Linked DNA regions of Homo sapiens: all the other regions are linked to region 2. A link is a loop called in an ENCODE intact Hi-C map of the cell type or tissue named here. Cell type or tissue: mammary epithelial cell. All regions are shown on one strand. Region 1 overlaps SCOC-AS1 (SCOC antisense RNA 1). Region 2 overlaps MAML3 (mastermind like transcriptional coactivator 3). Region 3 overlaps SCOC-AS1 (SCOC antisense RNA 1).

Region 1 (8,000 bases), 590 kb before region 2:
CAGCACCCCAGCCGTGTACACTGTACCCAATGTGTAGTCTTTCTCCCAAGTCCGCAAAGTCCAACATATCATATGAAGATTTGTATCTTCATAGCTTAGCTCCCACATATGAGTGAGAACATAGGATGTTTGTTTTTCCACTCCTGAGTTACTTCACTTAGAATAATATTCTCCAATTCCATACAGGTTGCTGCAAATGCCATTATTTCTTTTTATGACTGAGTAAATGGTATATATATACATATACCACACTTTCTTTAGCCACTCATTGACTGATGGGCATTTGGGCTGGTTTCATATTTTTGCAATTGCAAATTGTGCTGCTATAAACATGCGTGTGCAAGTATTATCTTTGTATAATGACTTCTTTTCCTCTGGGTAGATACGTAGTAGTGGGATTGCTGGATCAAATGGTAGATCTACTTTTAGCTCTTTAAGGAAACTCCACACTGTTTTCCACAGTGGCTGTACTAGTTTACATTCCCAGTTCCCAGCAGTGTAAAAGTTTTCCTTTTCACCACATCCATGCCAGCATCTATTATTTTTTTATTTTTTGATTACGGCCATACTTGCAGGAGCGAGGTGGTATTGCATTGCGGTTTTGATTTCCATTTCCCTGATAATTAGTGATATTGAGCATTTTTCCATATGCTTGTTGGCCATTTGTATATCTTCTTTTGAGAATAGTCTATTCATGTCCTTAGCCCACTTTTTGATGGGATTGTTTGTTTTTTTCTTGCTGATTTGTTTGAGTTATTTGTCAATTCTGGATATTAGTCCTTTGTCAGATGTATTTTTGCGAATATTTTCTCCCACTCTAAGGATTGTCTGTTAACTCTTCTGCTTATTTCTTTAGCTATGCAGAAGCTTTTTAGTTTAATTAAGTTCCATCTATTTGTTTTTGTTTTTGTTGCATTTGCTTTTGGGTTCTTGGTCATGAAGTCTTTGCCTAAGCAAATGTCTAATAGGGTTTTTCCAATGTTATCATCTAGAATCTTTATGGTTTCAGGTCTTAGATTTAAGTCTTTGAGCCACCTTGAGTCGATTTTTGTATAAGGTGAGAGACAAGGATCCAGTTTCATTCTCCGACATGTGGCCTGCCAATTATCCCAGCACGATTTGTTGAATAGGGTGTCCTTTTCCCAATTTATGTTTTTGCTTGCTTTGTCAAAGATCAGCTGGCTGTAAGTATTTGGGTTTATTTCTGGGTTCTCTATTCTGTTCCTCTGGTCTATGTGCGTATTTTTATACCAATACGATGCTGTTTTGGTGACTGTGGCCTTATAGTATAGTTTGAAGTTGGGTAATGTGATGCCTTCAGATTTGTTGTTTTTGCTTAGTCTTGCTTTGGCTATGTGGGCTCTTTTTGGTTCCATATGAATTTTAGGATTGTTTTTTCTGGTTCTGCAAAAGCTTCAACTTTTTGAAGCCTTGAGGGCTTTGCTGTTCAAAGTGCATACAGATTTCCTGTGATTATAAGCTAAGTAGATACAGGACATTTTTGGGAGCAGTAGGTTGGGAGATGCCAAGGAAGGGATAGCCAGGGTGGCAGTGACAGTCTTGTAGACATGTGTCAGATGGAATCACTCTTGATAGGCAAAAGGCTTTAAAAAATGTTTAACTGGGTATAACATACATACAATAAAGTGTGCAAATTATAAGAGTACAGATACGTAATATGTATCCAACACCCAGATCAAAACCATTTCCAGAACTTCAGGGTAAGAATTTTTTTAGTTGGTTTTGCTTATTAGCATTCAGGTCAATTTTGAAGCAGAAAAAACAACTTGTAATTACAGGATTGCAGCCAGTAGTGTACCCAAATGAACTGTGAGGAATAATTTGTTAAATGCATTGAGGTGAAAAAATGTTGGGCACAGAGGTCGACTCGAAGGTGGCACACAGAAATTATTATCCTACACTCTGAGGTGAAAATTACTCATTTTTGTCCCTTGCTTGGTTGTGTTCATCAATTTGCTCTTTTTTGAACAATTTTCCAATTCTATTCCCTTTCTTCAGTTCAAAACACTGAGTGTTGTATGCTCAGGACTGTGGATTCAGAGAGGAATAAGTTGTGGTCCCTGCTCCTCAAGAACTGATAGACCAGTTAGGTTTAAAGCAAAAATAGGAGATGGGTGACTGTAATCCAATGTGTTAAGTGTGTCAGTAAGAAGAGCTAACATGATAGAGCATGTCCTGTGTGCTAAGCTTTCTTCTCAGCATGTTCCCTGCATCTTCCCATTTAAAACTCATTACTGGTGAGGAAGCAGAAGCACGAGGAGTCTGGTGATGTCCCCAAGGACTACGTGGCTGGTGAGTGTGGCTGCCAGGACTTGGCTCACGCATATCCACTTCTCAAGTGTGGCGTTGGAGGCACCTGCTGGCAGGGAGATCTTTGAATATCTTGTCCTTTGAGCTGCCCAACAAGCAGCAATGCTCAACACTACAGAAAAAAAAAACATGCCAAACAGCTTCTTTCCCTGATACAGTCCTAGTCCAGCCCCAAACTTGCCATTTCACAGATTCAAACAAAAGCTGGCTGCATCCTTGTAAAAATTCAAAGGCATGTTTTATTTTCATATGGAATACAGCAAAGTGTTGGATTACTCCAGAGTGAACGCTTGACTATTCATTGTTATAGCATGGATTTCTCCAAATCATAGGTAATCAACATAATTAGTTGTCAAGCATTTCAAACAAAACATTTGTTTTGTTTGAAACAGGGTCTCGCTATGTTATCCAAGCTGCCCTTTACCTCCTGGGATCAAGCCCCAGCCTCCCAAGTAGCTAGGACTACAGCCATGTGCCACTATGTCTGGCTATGTGTCAAGCATGTTTTTAAAAATAATTTCTATTTAAATTGCTTGTTGAATTGTCCACTAATAAGTGATTTTTTTTTTCAGTATTGAAAGCACAGTAGAAAGAATTATTGTAACCTTAGAGAGCTCCATATAGTTCAAAACAGATCAGTTTGATGGTGCAGGATTTTGAAATCCCACCTGAGAGTGGTGTTTGCATCTTCCTCCTATCAGAATTTGCTAAAGCAGGCAAAGACTGAAGACAAAGACAGCAGAGCCTTCCCACATAATCACAGAGTCCTCGCTCTTCGAACAGAGGTAAATTCTGTTCATCAGCAACACTGTGATGGCTTCACACTTAACACTCCTTAGAGGACAAGGGCCAAATTTAACATAAACTAAATTTTGTTTATCACAGGTTAGATGCAGGTGGGAACAGGAAAATCATAACAAGGTCTAGTAGTAGTTTTGATGGTGCTGATGTAGGAAGTGATTTTCAACTTCTTCAAGCCATCCTATACAACATCAAGGTTTGCTGTGAAAATGATGTTTGTGTAATCATTAGAAGAGAGAATAAAGGTGGAAACATTTGAGTTCCAACATTTATCATGGCTGCCCACTTCCAAGACTAGACCACAGGCCTCAGGAGCAGAGTCACATTGTGAGCAGTGATTGAGTTTCACCAATGAATGTTATCAGATTGAGCTTTACTGGGGCTCCAGTTCTTTGTGTCTAATTCATAATTTTGTTATGGTCTCCTAGGTGTATAAGAATTGTAAACACAAGCATTTATATATTTGTATGTTTAAACATATGTTTAAAACAAGATAATAAAAGACTTTAGCATTAGAAGTCCACGGGAGGTTTGTTTTCTCCCTAACAGTGTAGGGGGGGGGGTCTGCCTATAACTCATTTGAGAAATGCTGTACTGTAAAGCGTGGGCCTACAGAGGGAGACAAACACAGGCCTTGCTTTTCAGGAGCTCACATTGACAGAATTCACCACAGTGGACACAAGTGAAGAAATTATAAATGAACTTTTTTGAAGTCATGCCACTATATTTATTGCTGTTTTGTTTTTTTGTTTTGTTTTCTTTTGTTTTAACTCTCTGGCACCTTTAAAAGTTGCTGCTCAGCAAATAACTTTTTTCTGTGTTGCCTATTGGGATCTCCCCCTAAACATCCTCGTTGATTTTTTTTTCAATTTGCATACAGTAAAGTTCACTCTTTGTAGACTACTGTTCTATGGGGTTTGAAAATGCATAGAGCCATGTATCCACCTGCCCAAGTAATGTATAGAACCGTTTCATCATGCTAAAAATTACTTCTCATCCAGTCCCTTTGTAGAAAACCTCTCCCGTTTCCCTCAACCCTGCTAACCACTGAACCACTGACCTGTTTTCTATCCCTATAGTTGTGCCTTTTACACGATGTCATAAAAATGAAATCATATAATATGTAGCCTTTTGGGTCTGGCTTGTTTCACTTACAGAATGCATTTAAGATCCGTGTTGTTGTGTAAATCGATAATGCATTCATTTTTATTGTTGAGCAATAGCCTACTGTACGGATATATCACAGTTCCTTATTCCATTACCTACTGAAGGACATTGCAGCTGTTTCTCGTTTGGAATGACTGTGAATAAAGTTGTTATACACATTTTTATATGAATTTTTGTATGAACATTAGTTTTCAACTCATTTGGATAAATGCCTTGGATTGGGATTTCTGGATCATGTGGTAAGTATATGTTTAACTTTATAAGAAATTTCCAAATTGTCCTCCAACCTGGTTGTGCTATTTAGTATGCTCAACAGCAATGAATGAGAGTTCCTGTTGCTTTGCATCTCACCATACTGCCACGTTTTTCTCTATTCCAGAAATTCTGATAGGTGTGTAGTGCTATCACATTATGGTTTTCATTTACATTTTTCTGATAACAAATGATGCTGAACACCTCTTTTATATTTATTTGCTATTGATATCTTCTTAAAGAAATATCTGTTCAGATATTTTGCCCGTTTGTAAGATTGGGTTGTTTCTTATTACTGAGTTTTAACATGTCATTATATAGAGAGAGACATATTATATATACACTCTGGAAACGAGTCTTTGTCAGATATGTGATTTGCAATTTTTTCCCCAGTCTGTGCCTTGCCTCTGTGCCAGTCTTTTTATTTTCTCAACTGCATCTTTGGCAAAGCAAAGATTTAAATTTTGATAAAGTCAAATTTATCAGTTTTTTTCTTTTATGGATTGTGCTTTTATTGTTGTATCTAACAACCCATTGCCAAACCCAAGATCACACAAATTTTCTATGTTTTCTTTTAGACATTTTATAGTTTTATGTTTTGCATTTAGGTTTATTATCCATTTTTAGTTAATTTTTGTTTAAGGTACAGGGAGATTCATTTTTTGCAAATGGACTATTCTGGCATCATTTTCTGAAAAACTATCCTATGTCCATTGCATTGTCTTGGCACCTTTGTTAAAAATCAGCTGACAATATTTCTGTAGATCTATTTATGAATTCTCTTTTCTGTTCCATTGCTCCATGTGTCTGTCCTTTAGCTTATTCAATACTGTCTTGATTAGTATAGGTTTTGAATAAGTCTTGAAATCCTAGCATGAATCCTCCAACTTTTTTTTTTCTTTTTCAGCATTGCTTTGGCTATTCTAGGTCCTTTGCCTTTCTATATAAGTTTAAAAATTAGCTTGTCATCATCTATAAAAAGCTTACTGGATTTTGATTGGGATTTCATGGAATCTACAGATCAAACTGGGGAGAACTGGCCTCTTAATAATATTAATGCTTCCAAATCATGAACACAGTGTATCTGTCAATGTGTTTAGATTTTTCTTTAATACCTTTCATCAGTGTCATTTTCAACATATAGACCATGCACATGTTTTAATAGACTTATACCTAAGTACTTAACTTTTTCAGTGCAATTGTAAATGATCTTGTTTCTTAATATCAAATGACAACTATTCATTTCTGGAATATAGGAATATGATTGGTTTTTGTATATTGACCTTTTTAAATGTACTTATGAGTTCTCGGAGTGTTTTGTATATTTTTGGAATTGTCTACATTGATAACCATGTCATCTTCAATTAAAGACAGGCTTATCTTTTTCCTTTCAAAGCTGTATGCTATTTATTTGTTTTTCTTGGCTTATTTCACTGGCTATGACTTCCAGTCTGGTGTTGATTGGGGATAGTCAGAGAGGACATCCTCGCTTTATTCCCAGTTTTGGAGGGTAAAACATTCAGTATTTTACTCTTAAGTATGATGCTAGTTGTAGGTATTTCATAGCTTTCCTATATAAAGTTAAAGAAGTTCTCTTCTATTCCTAGTTTTCTGAGACTTTTGTCATGAATGGATGTTGAATTTCATTGATTTTGTTTTTGTTTCTATTGAGATGAATGTATATAATATAATGAATTACATTGATTGATTTTTTAAATGTAAGCCTGATTTTCTTTCCTGGGATCTGCTATAAACCCCAATTGGTTATATACTATTCTTTTAATATATTGCAATGTTTGATTTGCTAATATTTTGTTGAGCATTTTTTGCATTTATTTTCATGACGTATCTTGGGCTATAGTTTTCTTTTCTTGCAATGTGCAAGCTGGTTTGAGTCTTAGGGTAATGCTTACCTCACCAGATGAATTCATAAATGTTCTATATTCTGGAAGATATTATGTAGAATTGGGATTATTTCTTGCTTAAGTGTTTTGTAGATTTTATCAGCGAAACCATCTAGGCTAGGAGTTTCCTTTTTAGAAGTTTCAAAACTATAGTTTCAATTTCTTAATAAATATTGGAGTATTCAGGTTAGGTATCTTTCTTAAGTGAGTTGTGGTAGTTTGGCTCTTTAAAATAATTGTTTCATTTTATCTAAATTGTTGAACTTATGGATATAGTGTTGTCTGTACTATTCTCTTATATTTTTAATGTCTGTGAGATCAGTAGTGATGTCCTTTGTTGCATTCCTGATGTTGAGAAATTGTGTCTTCACTCTCTTTTTCTTGGCCAGCTTAACCAGTGACTTATCAAATTTATGACTTTATCTAAGAATCAGTGTATTAGTCCATTTGAATTGCTATAAAGGAATACATGAGGCTGGGTAATTTCTAAAGAAAAGAGATTATTTGGCTCACTATTCTGCAGGCTGTACAAGCATGGCACCAGCATCTGCTTGGCTTCTGGTGAGGAAGTTTTTACTCATGGTGGAAGGTGAAGGTGGAGCACACATGTCACTTAGAGCAGGAGCAAAAAAGAGAGGGAGGAGGAAATGCCAGGCTCCTTTCTAAACAACAAGATCTCATGTGAACTCATTACTGTGGGGAGGGCACCAAGCTATTCATGAGGTATCTGCCCCTATGACCCAACCACCTCCCACCAAGCCCCACCTTCAACACTGGGAATCACATTTTAACATGAGATTTGAAGGGGACAAACATCCAAACTATATCAATCAGCTTTTGGTTTCATTGATTTTATGTATTGTTTTCCTATTTTCAATTTCATTTATTTATGTTCTATATTATTTCCTTTCATCTGGTCACTCTGATGATATTTCTAGGCCTAGCACTCTGGGCCTGTGGTGGGCATGGCGGCCTCTAAAGATCTCCAAAATGCCTTCGGGGCCATTCTCTTGTTGTCTTGATGAATAGCACCTGGATTCCTTCTATCCCTACTAATTTCCTTATCAAATGGTCACTTGGCCACACCCATGATTTTCTTTCCTAAACATGTTTTCTTATTCTTTACGTGGCAGACTGAGATTTTCTGAATGTTTATGTTCTGCTTTTCCTTTAATTGTAAATTCCATCTTTAAATTGTTTCTCTCTTCTCACATTTTACTATAAGCAATTAAGAGAAGCCACTTAGCATCCTAAAATACTTCTCAGCTTCGAGATTTCTTCTGCCAAATATCCTAGTTCATCACATTTAAGTTCTGCCTTTTCCATAAAATCCTAGGACATGAACATAATTCAGCTAAGTTCTTTGCTACTTTGTAACATGGGTGGCCTTTCCTCCAGTTTCCAATGTTTGTTCCTCATTTTCATCTACAACCTCATCAGAATGTCCTTCACTGTCCATACTTCTACCAGCATTCCGTTCATGACCACTTGAGTAATCTCTAAGAAGACTGGGGCTTTTCCTACACCTCTGTTCTTCTTCAGAGC
Region 2 (8,000 bases):
TAAGAATAACAACCACAAGCTGTTTGTTATGTGCCAGTCACTGGGCCCATGGTGGAGCTGAGTTTCTACCCAGGCCTGTGGGGTTCCCCCAATGTACACTGTTCCTTTCTAGAAGCTGAACCAAGAGCTTTGCTGGACCCATTTAGCAGCCTTCGCATTGGGCCCCAAGTTATTGCTGCTTCAGTGATAAGCCTCCTAAATTGATGAACTCTGCCTCAAACTCAATCATCTTGGGGACACAACCATCACACATCACAAAACAAACCTTTTAATCCAATCTTCTTCAATAATCTGCTGAGACAGAGGATATTAGATGGGGTGGGCCCTTTTGGAGCTCTGCTATGAATTTATTGTAAACACCTCTCCAAACCCACAGTAAAAATTTTTCTGGAAAAAGAAAGTTTGTAAAAGAAAACCAAATCACTGCCTTGACACCTGATCAACTTCAAAGGGAATTGTAAGGTTTTATTTTATTTTGTTTCTTCCTTCCACTTATGGTTGAATGATCTAATCTTATGCCCTTTCTTTAAATGTCAAAGTTGATACCACAGAGGCATCCCAATTTTGGGTACCAGACAACATATTAAAAAAAATGATGCATATTTTGGTGCTCTTTCAGTTGCATCCTTTGATCCCAAGGGTTTCTACCTTTTTATTCTATGCCCATTCCTCTCCCCACCCCCTTCCCATTTCTTTTTATTCCAACATCCTCCTGGGTGGTCCGCTCAATTTAGACCAGATGCATGTTATGGTCAGTGGAAAAGTCAGAATCCCAGAGACGCCACCACCAGACAAGTTCCTTAACCTCTCAGAAATTTGGGCTTAAAAAAAAAAAATCAACAAAATGAGTTAAACATACAGGTGAAAGCCCCTAGTAGAGTGTTTTGCAATGAGTAGGTGCCCCATAAGTGTTACATTCTTCATATTTGAAGAACTCTTTCAATCAGAGGGAACTTTCCTCAAATCATAGCTTTCCATAGTTCACCTTATTACACGAGGGACTTGTAAGTCTAGGGATGTCTGATGCTCCCCTTAGCAAGGGCATTATAGGGGACTCGCCCTTCCTCAGTCATGGATGCTCCTCAGCCTCCACAGCACAGTTGCAACTGGAGTAGTCCGTCCTGGAAGAATTGGCTCCTTTCAGCCATGGGCTCCTTTCAGAATTCTTGGGTTTGCATTGCAAACATCACTGGCCTGAGCAACCCTCTGAAAATTTTGAAAATTTTGTTCCAAAGCAGGAAATTTTGCAATAGAAACTAAGCAACTCAGCACCCTGACTTGCTTTTGAAAGTGCAGCTTTGCAATCTAATCAGGGCACAGGATTATTTGCCCCAATGATTCTCTATGGGACATCGTAACCACCTGGAGAGCTTGTTAAAACACCCCCAAAAGTTCTAATTCAGGAGGCCTAGAGGGGAGCCTGGGAATTTGCATTTCTAACAAGCTCCCAGGTGGGGACTAATGCATTTGATCCTGGAACCACACTTTGAGAACCCCTAATTTTTAGTTACTCATTTTTCCCAAATTGCCCATACTGGGAATGGGGAGGTTTTAGAGTATTCTTAGCTATTTCCTTTCTATGACACTTCATTAACTATGTCACCTCCAAAATTTCCATTGTCAAGGAGTCTTATGAGTATGGTTTTCATTTCAGGGGGTGGGGACTGAGAGAGGTCAGATGGCTTGCCTGAACCTCTGGGAGTCACAGCCAGGCGCCTCTGTCTAGCCATCGTGGGTGTTCGATTCATCCTGTGCTGCTCAATAACATAAAACTGCTGCGCTCTTTGGCCAAGCAATTGTCATGTTAGCTTTCACCTCTGATACATACTTTCGCCTTCTCAAACTTACTAATAAAACTTTCAATAGTATCTTTGCAGGAGAAAGCCTCTGGATTCTGGTGAGAGGTTGGATGTAGCTATCTTTTGATATATACAATTTCGTCGAAATCCCAGTTGGGCTAAAGATTCCTTCCTTTAAAAAAAATTTTTTTTTACTTGACCCAATTCAGAGTGAGTGAGTGAGTGAGTGTGTGTGTATGTGTGTGTGTGTCTGAAAAGCACAGGTTTTCTGGGGCATCCTTTTTGTTTATGCATTGATTTATTTTTACTCTTTCCTGCCACGAACAATCCTCATCTCTGTCCTCGTGTCCTTCCCAGCCACTAACACACACGATGTGGCGGGGCCTGGGAAATGCGCCCGCTGGAGCACACCGCAGCCTCGCGGGCTCCCGAGCGGCGCGCGCGGGCCGAGGACCTCCAGGGCCCCTCGCGGGTCTCCCGAGCGCCGCCGCACCGCCCCTGCCCGCGCCCGGGACCGCCTCGTGGGCTTCTTTGTTAGGGCCGCCTGCGCCGAGAGGCAGTCTAGGTCCTGCCGGGGACGCACGGGCCCCACTCCTGACTTCCTAGCCGGAGTCCCCTGAGGACTTGTAAGCATATAGGCTGGAGTCGAGAGGCTAAATTAGGCCCCAGGGGACTTTTTCAATAAAACCCTAAATTTCATTTAGGTTGTTCGTAGGCCAAGCGATTGCAAGGACTCTGAGCCGAAGCAGCGGTGCCGGGCCGACCCGAGGCTCGCTCCTTATCGCCCCCTCCCCGGGCCGGCTTTGTGCAGCTGGGGTCCTGGAACCCGGTCCCTCCCGGGCTGTCGGCCCTGGGGTCTGGTGTCCGCCACCCTCCCCCCCCGGAGGTCGCCACTGCCCCCCTACCCCACTCCCAGCCCTTCCGTTTCCCTCCACGTCCCCTTCCCGCGCCCTCCCCCACTTGAATTCTTCCTCCCCTCCGGCTGGAAGAAAAGTCGGTAATGAGAAACCAGTTCAGTGTCAGTCGGAGGAGGGGGGCAGATAACCCCAGAGATACACGGCAATGGAGAGAGAACTCATTTTGTGCAAAGAGGGCCTCGAGTCACCAGGGAATTCCTGGATTGTCTCAGGCTGTCGTGTGTGATGTCCATCACGCCGTGCGAACACCATCTGCTCGGTATTGTGCTCTCAGTTGCCAGGCTACCTGCTGTACGCAGTAACACTTGACTGCCTGGCTCCACGTTCGCAGCGCTCGCCCAGACGCGCGGGGCGGGGGCCGCGGAGGGGCGGGCGGGAGCCCTGATTAAGCCATCTGCGAGGGGAGGGGGCGCGGGCGCAGCGGCGGCCGGGCACGAGGCCGGGCTGACACCACCATCTGCTGGGGCGCGGGAAGAACGGCAGCTGCTCTGCGTTGCCCCGGCGAGGGACGCCTGGAAAAGGCTGAAGCCCTGGGCGTCCTCAAGCCCGTTATCCACGGGGTCCCCGTCACCCCAGCCTGCTCGCCGCCGGCCGTCTTTTGTGATTCCCTGCTCTTTGGTTCGCCGCCAGCAAGGCTGGCCCCTCTCACCCAAACACTATGCATGTTCTTGAAAACACTTCAGAAAAATAAAGCTTCCCTACGCACAGATTTATAAATAAACAGCTGGCTGTTCTTGGGAGATATTTTTACCACAACTGTTTTTTGAAGTCGAAAACTGCCTGTTTGGGGGAGGTAAGGGTGCTTTTGACACCTCCTACCTCACTCTAGCCTTTAGAAAATTGCTAAGATCTTTTCCCTGGAGGGGAAGATATGTAAAATAGGTTCGTTGGTTTTGATTTCTTTCTCCTCCCTTTATTTTACTGAAGAGTCAGAGGGTTGGGCGAGTAGTGAAGATCTATGTAGCCACAGTTGGATTTTTGAGGGGAAGAAACTGTATTAAGATTCTTGGGAGAAGCAAGGGAGGTCGTTGGGCAAGGAGTGGATTGGAGAACAAGCCAGTAATTACAACTAAAAATACTGCATCATTTGGCTTCAAGGCATTACATCTCGCATGACGAAAGCTCAGCCTGGTTTTCTCTAATTGCACAACACAGTGTGTGTCCTTCTTAGAAACAAGAGCAGTGGCTTGAAATCCTGAAATTTGACAGACTATTTCTCATTAAGCCCTCTGAGACTGGAGGTTAAAAGAAGCCATGTATTATGTTAGTGGCCTCGGCCAGCTTAATGTGTAAGTCAAGTCACTGAGTACATTTTCACACTTTGGAATACACCTCAGAGTCGGGGGCTGTAGGTGTCTCTCATCCACTGTTGAATGCCGCAGAGCTTTGTTGCGAACTAAAGATGTTTCGTATGGAAGGCAGTCCTTTAAGAATGCACATAGTGGCTGGGAGCAGTGGCTCATGCTTGTAATCCCAACATTTTGGGAGGCCAAGGCAGGAGGATTGTTTGAGGCCAGGAGTTCAAGACCAGCTTGGGCAACACAGATGGGCAACAACCCATCTATACAAAGAATTTAAAAATTAGCAGGGCATGGTGGCTTAAACCTGTAGTCCCCCACCTACCCAGGAGGCTGAGGCAGGAAGATTGCTTGAGCCCAGGAGTTGGAGGTTGCAGTGAGCTATGATCATACCACTGCACCCCAGCCTGGGCAACGGAGTGAAACCCTGTCTCTAAAAAATAATCATAAAATAATACATACAGCCCTTCCTGCCTGTAGGTCTTCAGTGAGAAGCCTGAAGGCAAAACCTCTGGGAGGGAATTATTTGGGGAAATACATAATCCTATCCCTTTGGGAGGGTTTTTTTTTTTTTTTTTTCACACTGTGCTTTTGAAGTATTTCTTCTTGGCCCAGGAAGACACGGGCAAAAAGTGGTTTGATGTATCGTCGTCACCCCATTTGCCTCTCTCTTTCTTTTCCCAGTGGAGAGGAGGCTGGGAAAGCAACACTTCTTCACTCCTTACCACTTCCCCAGCTGTGCGGGCTGGTCACACAGGACAAGCATATCTCAAAGTGCACAAAGATAAACAGGGCCATCCCAGACCAACCCTCTCAAAAAATCAAGCTGAAGAAAACTTTATCTTCCCTTGGGCCTCATTTTCTTTCCAACTCTCTCCTCCTTATCAAAACTGGAAAGTATCAAATATACTGAGACAGAAAAAACAAACTACATATCTGCATTTTTGCTGATTGGCTGTTTATATGTCAGTGTGAATTCATTTGTTAAAGTGTAAAGCCAATCAGCCATTTGTCCCTAAAGGTGCCAAGAAACAGCTTTATTTCACTGGAAGGAAGGGCTTGGAAAACAGGTAGCAAATATTTGGGGGAAAAGGGAAGACCCTGAAATATCTAGGCCCCTGCAAGGGTTAGTCCTGAAGTAAACTTTTTGGTAGCACAAAGGTTCCTGGCATTTTTTAGTGTAAGATCTTTTTATTAACATCAAAAATATTTCCTAGCTGTCTTTGTGTATTTATAGAGAAAATACACAAAGGCAAAACATTTTATTAATTTCAGCTACAGCATTTACACATAAAAAATAGAACGCAGTACACTTATGAGAGACACAGTATATAGGTCTACAGGCTGTTCTTAGGTGCACACTTAACACCATGAAGACACTGCCTGGGAGAGGCCTGAGCTAGTAGGAATACTGAATTGAGAATCAAAATCAGCGTTCTGCTTACTCATGTAACCAAATACCACCTGTACCCCGATAACTTATGGAAATTTTTTTTTTAATTTTAAGTTACATTTTTTAAAAAAGTAAAGACAAGCTATCTGTTACAAAAAAAAAAAAAATAGCGTTCTAGTTCTGCTAGTTCTGTGTCTTCCATTCATTGATTGTGTGACCTAAGCTACTGCACGAACAAACCAGAGCTTCTTGGGTGATTGTTTCTAGGGTAAGAGGAGTAGCGTTTTGGTTTGGTTTGGCTTTTGTTTGCTTTGCTGTTTTGTTTTGTTTGGAGGGAAGAAGAGCAACTGAAGATGCAGTTGAAGTCAGTCATAGTGGAGAGGGAAGCCTGCATGGTTCTACAGCACACCACAGAAGGAAGGGAGGAACACAAGCCCAAGCCATAGGGAATCAAATCCAGGACGGTCTCTCTAGGAGAGACAGAGAGAAACTTCACCTATTTGCTTTGAGAAAAAACTGCCAATATGTTTAACGGTATCTGCATTGGAAAGGCAATAAAGTAAAAAGAAGAAAAATGTTAAAATCCAATTTGGATTTAAAAATTTTTAAATGACAGAGTTATTCACATTTGCTTCTTGCTATTTAGGTCTCATAATAGTGCTTCACAAAATGACTGTGAATGTCCTTATATGTGTGCCCATTTAATCTGTGTCAACTCCTCCATTTCACATTAATTACTTGAAACTTCAGTGAGGTAGAAGGAATTTCTGCAGAATGTTCAGAACATACTTGCCACTGCTAGGTAGTCTTGGTAGAAAAAATAGGAAAGGAAGTGTCTAGAAATTGAATCTGGGCCACACACCTTTTCTTCCCATTCACTGTTTTCCCCTAATAGTCTACACTGTCCAGCTCAGAGCATAAACTTCGCCTTTGAGCACATTCTCCATGTAGTCACCTGGGCTGTGTGGAATTAGGTCTTTACCACTTGACCTCCTCTTCCCTAAGGACCAGTCCTTAAAAGTTGCCATCATTCGACTGGCTGACATATAATTATAGAATCAAGAGACCCAATCCAACACCCCATGTTTAAATTATCCCAGACATAGAAGACTCAATTCTTTTTTTTTGAGAAAGAGTCTCACTCTGTCGCCCAGGCTGGAAAGCAGTGGCGCGACCTCGGCTCACTGCAACCTCCGCCTCCCGGGTTCAAGCAATTCTCTGCCTTAGCTTCCCGAGTAGCTGGGATTACAGGTGCCCACCACCATGTCTGGCTAATTTTTTTTTTTTTTTTTTTTTTTTTTTTTTTTTAGTAGAGACAGGGTTTCACCATCTTGGCCAAGCTGGTCTCGAACTGACCTCGTGATCCACCCAAAGTACTGGGCCTCCCAAAGTACTGGGATTACAGGCGTGAGACACCGCGCCCGGCCGACTCAATTCTATTTTTAAAAATATTAGGAGATTACATAGCTTTGATCGGTGTAAAACATTCCCAGTTCTCACCATCAACAACTCTGGCCAGGAGGATTTTTCTTTCTGACATATATCTAAGCTCTCAAATGTTGCAACTCGTTAGAATTCCATCAAATATCAGATCTGTTGATTAACAAATTCCTGCAGTTTTCTGCAAATGTCCCTCCTACTTGCAAAGAAGACGTCCATTTTGGCCAAGTAGACAGTAAGAAATAAGGATTAACAGGTGAGGTCAGGATGTGTCTCGTGTTCCAGACTTTAGGTGAGCTCAGCCTGAGGGCTTATTCCCTTTCCTTGGAGGAACACAGGATGTTAGTTGAAAATCCAGTCTATATGCAATAGTCAGTCCCATCCGAAACAGACTGGACTTGGCCTTGGACTTCCCAGAGCCATGCTCTCTTACTGTCCCTTGTGGCCTCTCTCATTCTACTCAGGTAAGGTCGGGTTTGAAGCTACGTTTATGGAAATGCAATGCGTGCCACTCAAAAACCCTCCAGTCCATAAGCTGGGACTTCTGCCCCGTTCCCTTTTTCCAGGGGCTTCCCTTCAAACAGCAGTGAGTCTCTATGGGGAATCCCTGCATCTCCCTCTCTCTTGTCTTCCCAGGAGCAGCATCCAGTTGGACTTCCCCGAACCACAGGCCCCATGCAGTCCTCCGTGCCCCCAGGCTCAGGTGGCATGGTCTCAGGAGCCAGTCCCGCAGGCCCCGGCTTCCTGGGCAGCCAGCCCCAAGCAGCCATCATGAAGCAGATGCTCATTGATCAGCGGGCCCAGTTGATAGAGCAGCAGAAGCAACAGTTCCTGCGGGAGCAAAGGCAGCAGCAGCAGCAGCAGCAGCAGCAGATTTTGGCGGAACAGGTAACATGCCCCTTGGCGTGATTCATTCATTCATTCAGCAAGCACTTATTCAGCACCTGCCTGCTGCCTGTGAGGAAGTGGCAGTTCACATCCTCCATCAAGATGCTCACGGTCTAGCATTTCCCAGGATCACAAGAGAACCTGAAGAATTTAGACCTTTCAATTAGTTAGGGTTTTTCCTATAATGAATTAATTTGTTCTTAAAAGACAGGCTCCAGCCATCAATTTGAAGGCCTGTGTGCCAGAGACATTTCTTTGATTCAAG
Region 3 (8,000 bases), 630 kb before region 2:
ACTCATGCAGTTCAAACCCATGGTGTTCAAAGGTCAGCTGCACTTACAAGCTAACGATTGCCTGTTTCATGAATGCTGGCGGAAGACATGAGATGTCTGGGTCAGAGTCTAAGGACTCTCTTACTCCCAGCTCATCATGAGCTTCATGCTGATTTGTTGCTGTTACCTATGTCCCCCAAGTCCCACAGGGATGAGGCAGAGGGCCCCTGTAGATGCCTATACATGCAGCGGGTTATAATATAGGAGAGGAACATTGAGTTTGGGGAATCTTTGGCTTTTATGGCAAGTGGAAGCAAGCTTGCTCTTTAACCAGAGAGGCATTACCTCATCCCTTAAAGTTGCTCTCTGAAAACATACCTGAGTAAAGCCTGGGTTGACTGTATTCTTGGCATACCAGCAAGAATATGCAATGACACTCAGGGCCCATCCCAGTTTGCTTCTCCCAAAAACCTCTAAATTGAATGATCTTTAGTTCTGTGTCAAACTCCTGTTTTTCTTCCTCCTTCCTTATATAGTATCCTAAGGGAAATACCACAAAATGTCTCAGAAAATGTTGGTTGGATATCTAAAGTTTAAAAAGGAAGAGAACCACACCAGCTGGAGATTAAAGAAGCATCAGTAGAAGTCAGTGGCCATTAATAGAAATATTTTTAAAATAAGTCAAGTAGTATTTTTGTAGCTCCCTCCCTAACCTTTCTTTTCCACTATTTGACCAAACCCTACAACAATAAGAAGTAACAGCTGGGCACAGTGGCTCACGCCTGTAATCCCAGCACTTTTGGTGGCTGAGGTGAGCAGATCACTTGAGGTCAGGAGTTCCAGACCAACTTGGCCAATATAGTGAAACCCTGTCTGTAATAAAAATACAAAAATTAGCCGGGCATGGTGGCTTGGCCTGTAGTCTCAGCTACTTGGGAGGCTGAGGCAGGAGAATCGCTTGAACCCAGGAGGTGGAGGTTGCAGTGAGCCAAGATCACACTACTGCACTCCAGCCTGGGCAGCAGAGCGAGACTCTCACAAAAAAAAAAAAAAAAGAAGAAGAAGAAGAAGAAGAAGTAAGGACACACCTGTCTTTAGCCGGTCTTTAGTTTGTTTTAAAACAATTGCTTAAAATTAGTAATTACCAGGATAGTTAGTAACACTCATCGCAGTGAAGCAAATCATGCCCAGTGTGAAGCAAAGATATGGCCAGGCTCTCTCTTTCCTTCTTCAGTGAAGGCAGAAAACTAAAGAAAGCCTTGCTACTAAGGGATAGGGGCTGTGTCTGTGTCGTGCTCAGAATCACTCTCAGTGTCTGCTCTAAAGGCTGATGACAACCAATTTAAATCAAGTTCAAGTCCCCTTCAGCCTTAGAAGAAATAGCTCCTCAAGTTATTGAAAGAGCCCAGAATTCCTTGCAACTCATTCTTTATTATAGAATTATGAGTTCTAGAGTTTGTAGATTTTCTTTTTGTACTACATGAAGCGCATTACAAGAAAGTATCTTGTAGCTTTCATTTTGGGAGAAAATAGATGTAGTCCTCAGAGGTATTCTGAATCCATTCTTGTCACTCACAGAAGTTTCTTCACAGGAGATCTCCATGACTCTTTACGTTTCAAGGTATTAATTTTACTTGGAGCATTGTTTGTCCCACCCAAAGAGTTTTACGTTAAAATACATTATTTTATTTATTTAGAGAGAGGATCTCACTTTGTCACCAAGGCTGGAGTGCAGTGGCACAGTCATGGCTCACTGCAGCCTCAACTTCCTGGGCTCAAGTGATTCTCTTGCCTCAGCCTCTCAAATAGCTGGGACTACAGGCACAGAACCATGCCTCGCTAATCTTATTTCTTGTAGAGATGAGGTCTCATTATATTGCCCAGGCTGGTCTCAAACTCCTGGGCTCAAGTGATCCTCCCACCCTGGCCTTCCAAAATGTTGAGATCACAAGTGTGAGCCACTGCGCTGGCCTAAAATACAGTTTAATAGAGTTTTTCCTAACAAGCACCATTGGCCGCAACTGAAGTCAGCATTTTAACATTGTCACGTGACAGTCAGTTCTAGCTTTGATATAAAAGTCCTAAAGTGTACTCTTAGCATCACTTTCCAGAAAAAAAAAAAAAAACCCACTGCCGTGCTGCAAGGGACCATTGACAGAAATGGTGATTACAGTGCCTGTCCCTACAGGTCTGTCAGCAAGATAAAATAAGAAAATCTGAGAGAAGTTGCCTGGCATGGTGTCAGTACTCTTGGCATACCAGCAAAAATATGTAGCGAAACTCAGGGCCCATCCCAGCCTGCTTCTCCCAAAAACCTCTAAATGGAATAATCTTTAGTTCTGTGTCAAATTCCTATTTTTCTTCCTCCTTCTTTATACAGTATCTTAAGGGAAATACTACAAAATGTCGCAGAAGGTGCTGGATGGATATCTAAAGTTCAAAAAGGAAGAGAACCACACGAGCTGGAGATTCAGGAAGCATCAGTAGAAGTCAATGGCCATTAATAAAAACATTTTTTATTAAAATATTGAATCTGAATAGAAACCTCCTGTACTTCATTTCTTAAATCCCTTGAGGGTAGTAACTGCATCTTCTCCATTGATATAGCCCCTGCCAAGCACAGTGCCTGAAGGCAGGTCCACAGACATTGGCTGAATAAACGAGTGCTCTGTTCCCAGTCCGTACTTTCTCTGTGTCATAAAAAAGCTGACATGTCTGTGCTGCATTTGAGGATGACACTGGATTTCCACATTGCCTTTTCGCCTCAGAGCTTATATTACTTCCTATCAAGTTATCTCTCTGCCCCTCATCGCATCCCAGTGAGAAAGCAGAAAATCCTAGAAAGTCATTTTCCTTACTGTTCCGGTGGTGGCTCTTCACGCTTACAGAACGTTAGGTACACTGGGAACATCACCTAGAGGGACACTGACATCACCTCATCATAACATATGTCTCTGACAACTGTCAGGAGATATTCCAAGTAAATGAAAAGACACCGTGAATGCCACTTAGGGGTTCTACACAGGGAACTATTAGTGACAAAAGCCTATTTATTCTCTTTGAGATGGTATGCTGGTGACCTCTAGTGGCAAAATTGGTTCAAAATCAGCTTCTATTTCCCACAAAATTTACTTCTTTATTAATTCATACTTTAATTTTATCCTTTAGTAACATTCTCTACTTGTGGAATGTTCTTAATTATGCACAATGATTTGTGTCTGTTCATATCCAAGTAGCACAATTTTGGCATTTCACGAAATCACAGAACTGTTGAGCTGAAATAGTTCTCAAGGGACCTGTCAGTCTTATTTCATTATACCTGGAAAATGAGACCCAGAGGAGTCAAGTGGCTTGCCTGAAGCCTCACCACAAGGGGGCGACAAAAAGTCTTCTGACTCTAGCACACTGCCTGCCTGGTAGTAGAACCCAAGCGACTAAAGAAAAAATGGGATCTTGTTTAGAGTTCCATGCGGAGGAAGAGCATGTATGCTGTCCTATCCCTCACTATTGTATCCTGGGTGTGTGAGGAGCCTTTAATTCACAGGTCTTTAGAGAGAGTACAAAGCATCTGAAGGACCATCCCTGAGGAGCCTCACTCATATCTGCATGGGCATCTTTAGATCCCACGTCTCCAGCCTGAGTCTGATGTCATATTGAATGAGACTTCTGGGGCGTCTTGAGAGAGTAAATGTATTTTGCATTTGGAAGGATGTAAATTTAGAAGGATATAAATAATCTGTGTCCAGAGGACCAGCTGTGGTGATTTTTTAAATGGTCACAAATCCCTTGACATGCCCTCACAGACATCCTCTCCTACGTTCCTTCCCCTTGAAGCTGAACAGGCTTGGGACTGCTTCCACCCAGAGAGTGTAATGGAAGTGACGCTGTGTGACTTCTAAGAATCAATCATAAAAAGTACACACAACCTTCCTTGTTGGTCTTAGAACATTTACTCTAGGGAAAACTAGCCACCAAGAAGAAATACAATTCCCCCCAAACCACTATACTGAAGAGACCATATGTAGGTGCTCAAAATGACAGCTCCAGCTCAGCTCCCAGCCAGCAGCCAGCTTCCACCGTGGCTGTGTGAGTGAGCCACCTTGGATACACAGCCTGTCTAACTTCAGATGACCGCAGCCCCCACCCACATCTGACTGTAGCTGCAGGAGAGACCCCTAAGGGAGAACTGCTCAGCTAAGCCCTTCCTGAATCACTCAGCCACAAAATAGTGAGCAAAATGAAACGCTGTCGCTCTACAACACAAACTTGTGGGTAAATTGTTACACAGCCATAATATACAGAACAAATAGTTTCTTAAAGACATTTCTCTCATTCTGTAACAAACACTGAATGAAAATGCAAAATATGTTATATACATGTTAAATCCTGGTGGAATTGCACTTAATCTGTTCAACTTTCATAAATCAAAGAGTTCTTGGTCCAAATGAATAGGTATTCTAGGTGACAGAAATATAAGTTCTTCCTCTTTCTTGAAATGGTGATTCCATTTAATAGAATGGTGATTAAAATGGAATGGTGATTCTATTTTAAGAAGGCTAAGTAAATTTTATGCAGTTTTCCAAAGGGAATTTTCTATTTCAGAATCCTAGCCTTTCTCAACCAGGTTTCCCCAAATGAACCACAAAACACAGAAAAGGATTTGAGTGACTACTTTCTGAATTCTCCCAAGGGTGTTGTATAACTAGTACCTTTCTAGATGCAATGAAAGAATTTAATTCAATGCATACAATGAACACCTTAGGAAGGCTTAGTTCCCTCTCAGAACCCAGGCTGAGAAGGCTGGCAGGCACTATAGGCTAACTCAGCCATACAGTAGCCTTATCAACAGGAAACTGAAGTTTAGAGAGGTTAAATAATTTGCCCAATGTTACCACAGCTAGCTGAGCAAGGATTTGATTGCAGGGACTTCAACTCTAGAGCTTGGAAACTTAGTCATTACTCAGTGTTTCTAAGAAAAATACTCCATAAATGGGTAATAAACAAGGGAAATGTTAGCTCTTAGCAGCAATGTTTGTATGTGAACAGTTAATGGACTTAGCAGCAATGATCGTAACTATCTGGTAATGCAAATTACAAGTGCGTAAACTCAAAGTTATCTGAGCCAAAGATTTCTTTTTCCTTTTACTTAAAATAATAAAGGTAAAACTTTTTAAAAAAGTATTCAACTCAGGTGTTGCTTTATCTCCAAACCTGTAAGCCATCAATACAATAGGGAGTGTGAATCAGGGGAAGGACAGAAGAGTGGAGTGCAAAGGTCAGGCCCTGAGACCAGGGCGAGAAAGCAAAGGGATTAGGAGTGCATAGGCGTTAGAGAGAGAGAAAGGAAGGGAAGGAAGACAGAACACAGCAATGGAAAGGAGACATACACCACAGAAAGCACTCAAGAGAGGATCAGAGGCAAGATTACAACAAAGGACACAGTGGATAAAACATTTGTTGAGGGAATGAGGAAAAGGGGAGAAAGAGAAGATGTGGGGTATAACGAATTAAAGATGCTACTATTCGTCATTCTTTATTAGAATGACGAAAATAATACCAACTACGATGGGTTAGGAAAAGTAGTATAGTGAGATGGCAAAGGCAGCTCTGATCTGTCTCACCATTTTGACAAAGTGGCATATCTGATATGTAGAATTTAAGGTCATAATCCTAATGTGAGTCCTGGCTTTGAGATCCAAGTGAAAATACCAATGTTTGGTTTATAAACACCTTATCTCCTTAGGGAAATTAAGGTTAACAACTTCAGGAGCCCAGCCACATGGCAATAGGAACATGCATTGTCTACACCCACTTCCATCCAGTGGCATTCACTGCAGGAGGTGCCAGGCTGAGAGTCAAATCAGATACACGGAACTGACAGCTGGGTATGTAATGGGTGAATGGATAAAGGAATATTCCACTTTTCCTTGTTGAATGCCCTTCCCTATCTCTACTGGTGAAAAATTTGAAGACAAATTTACTGGAGAAGAAATGAAGTGAATATAAGTGTAAATTTGAATAATTCAAGGCAGTAGGAATAGAATCTCTGTACACCTGATTACCATATATAAAAGATTTTAAGGCTGGGTGCAGTGGCTCACACCCGTAATCCCAGCACTTTGGGAGGCTGAGGCAGGCAGACCACTTGAGGTCAGGAGTTCGAGACCAGCCTGGTCAACATGGTGAAACCCTGTCTCTACTAAAAAAAAGTACAAAAATTAGCCAGGTTTGGAGGCAGGCTCCTGTAGTCTCAGCTACTCCAGAGGCTGAGGCAGGAAAATCGCTTGAACCTGGGAGGCGAAGGTTGCAGTGAGCCGAGATTGCACCACTGCACTCCAGCTTGGGCAACAGAGCGAGACCCTGTCTCTAAATAAATGAACAAATAAATAAATAAAAGATTTTAAGGTACTATGTATCTCTTCCTTTTATCCTTCTCTAAGGATATACTGAGGATTATAACTCACTTAATAAATTGGGAAAAAGTAAATCTATTCTGATATAAATAAATAAATAGTTTGATGTGAAATGAAATATTTATATAGTCTCAAAATATCTCCCTCTAAAATACGTGCTAATTACTGAAGGAAAAATGAGTCAGACACCACCCGTAATCAAGAGCTCAAAGTTAACCTCACTGGTAAAGGGAACATAGAAATTATATACCACCTGACAGTATGCAATGAGAAGAACACAGTATCATTCTGCTATATTCTTGCCAAACTTATTGATCATGAGGAAACATCAGAAAACACAAACTGAGAACCATTTTACACAATGACTGCTCTATAATCTTTTAAAGTTATGAAAGTCAAGTAAAGATGGAGGAACTGTTCCAGATTGAAGGAGATGAAGGTGACATGACAGCTACATGCAACATATGATTTTAAAATGATACTTTTTGTAAAGGATATTATCAAGACAACTGGTGAAGCTTCAGTGGGCTTTGAAGATTGGGTGAGAGTGATGTAGGGATGCCATTTTCCTGATGTTATTGGTTGTGTTGTGGTTACGAAGGAGAAAGTCTTCGTTTGTAAGAAATATACACTAATGTATCCAGGAGTGATAGAGCACAGGCAACTTTCAAATAACTTAGGAACAAAACAGAATCTTCTTTAAGTTACTTGAAAATTTTCTATAGTTTGAGATTATTTCAAAATAAGGGATAAAATGCAAAAGACATGACTGTGCTGAAGGGTGTCGTTTACAATTTGTGCCGTGTCTCCTTTACTCTCCACCCTCCATGCCTTGAATATCCTGTAGCTAAATTTGCCACTTTCTCCATTTTATTTTTCCTAAACAACTTTTCACATGTATCACCATAGTGGTGTTGCGACAGATGTCCATAATCCAACCACTGATATTTTCACATGCTTCTGAAAATTATCACCCATGTTAGGATTAATACCTTAGTTCTATATATTAGAAAAACTCTAGTATTAATCTCATTTTTTATGAAAAAAATTGCATAAATATAACATGAAAATCTAATAACCTGTAATCCCTTCACACTAATACATACATTTTTCCGAGTTCCCTTCGCATTCTAGTCCATATATATAAATTACTTTTGCATGGTTGTAATCGCAACATAGATACAATTTTATATTCTATCTTTCATGTCTGAGCATATTCCAATATTGGTAGAGAGCCTCTGGGCTCTTCTTGCCCTCTGATTCTATGATTACATTTTTGAAACAATGACCTCATAACATAACTAGAGGACCATATTTCATTATTCAGTACCTGCAATGCAGGCACCTTATTGCTTCTACCTAGTCAGTACAATGCAGAAATGCTATCTATCTACTAATTTCAATTCTGATGCATTGTCATTTGACAGAGGCTTTGAAGTCACCTAGACCTGGGCTTGAATCCCAGCTCTGCATTGTGCAATGTACTAAACCTTTCCAAGCCCAGTTTTCAATCTGAAAAACAGGGATAATATCAATAGCATGATATTTGTGTGGACTGAGATAATGCATATAAATTTCTTAGCACAGTGCCTGGCATATAATACGTTT

Evidence for each region. Hi-C counts contacts between places; a loop is a spot of excess contacts. Peaks named below come from ENCODE experiments on the same cell type or tissue, not always from the same donor. Only the 100,000 strongest peaks of a DNase experiment are listed, where the experiment ranks them.
Region 1: it touches region 2 in a loop (19-fold over the local background); 45 of 110 quality-filtered maps call a loop at or near these places.
Region 3: a loop joins it to region 2, with 15 times the contacts of the local background. A loop is called at or near these places in 14 of 110 quality-filtered maps.

What each region holds. Positions count from the first base shown.
Region 1 is chr4:140,322,339-140,330,338 of GRCh38, reverse strand. All of the region lies in intron 2 of SCOC-AS1 (SCOC antisense RNA 1), which reads left to right. It also overlaps a transcript of SCOC not described here. Among named protein-coding and RNA genes, the nearest start is that of SCOC-AS1, 47 kb to the left of the region's middle. In mammary epithelial cell, a CTCF peak has its summit at 3,751; no DNase peak of the experiment used is centred here.
Region 2 is chr4:139,730,151-139,738,150 of GRCh38, reverse strand. It overlaps MAML3 (mastermind like transcriptional coactivator 3), which reads left to right. Exons shown (of 5, transcript NM_018717.5): 3 at 7,484-7,735. It also overlaps a transcript of MGST2 not described here. Among named protein-coding and RNA genes, the nearest start is that of MGST2, 68 kb to the right of the region's middle. RefSeq lists a silencer at 3,064-3,183. In mammary epithelial cell, a CTCF peak has its summit at 3,186 (motif pointing left); a DNase peak (open chromatin) is centred at 3,030; H3K4me3 peaks cover 944 bases; H3K27me3 peaks cover 778 bases.
Region 3 is chr4:140,355,334-140,363,333 of GRCh38, reverse strand. All of the region lies in intron 2 of SCOC-AS1 (SCOC antisense RNA 1), which reads left to right. It also overlaps a transcript of SCOC not described here. Among named protein-coding and RNA genes, the nearest start is that of SCOC-AS1, 14 kb to the left of the region's middle. In mammary epithelial cell, CTCF peaks have their summits at 2,960 and 3,349 (motif pointing right); a DNase peak (open chromatin) is centred at 3,333; H3K27me3 peaks cover 327 bases.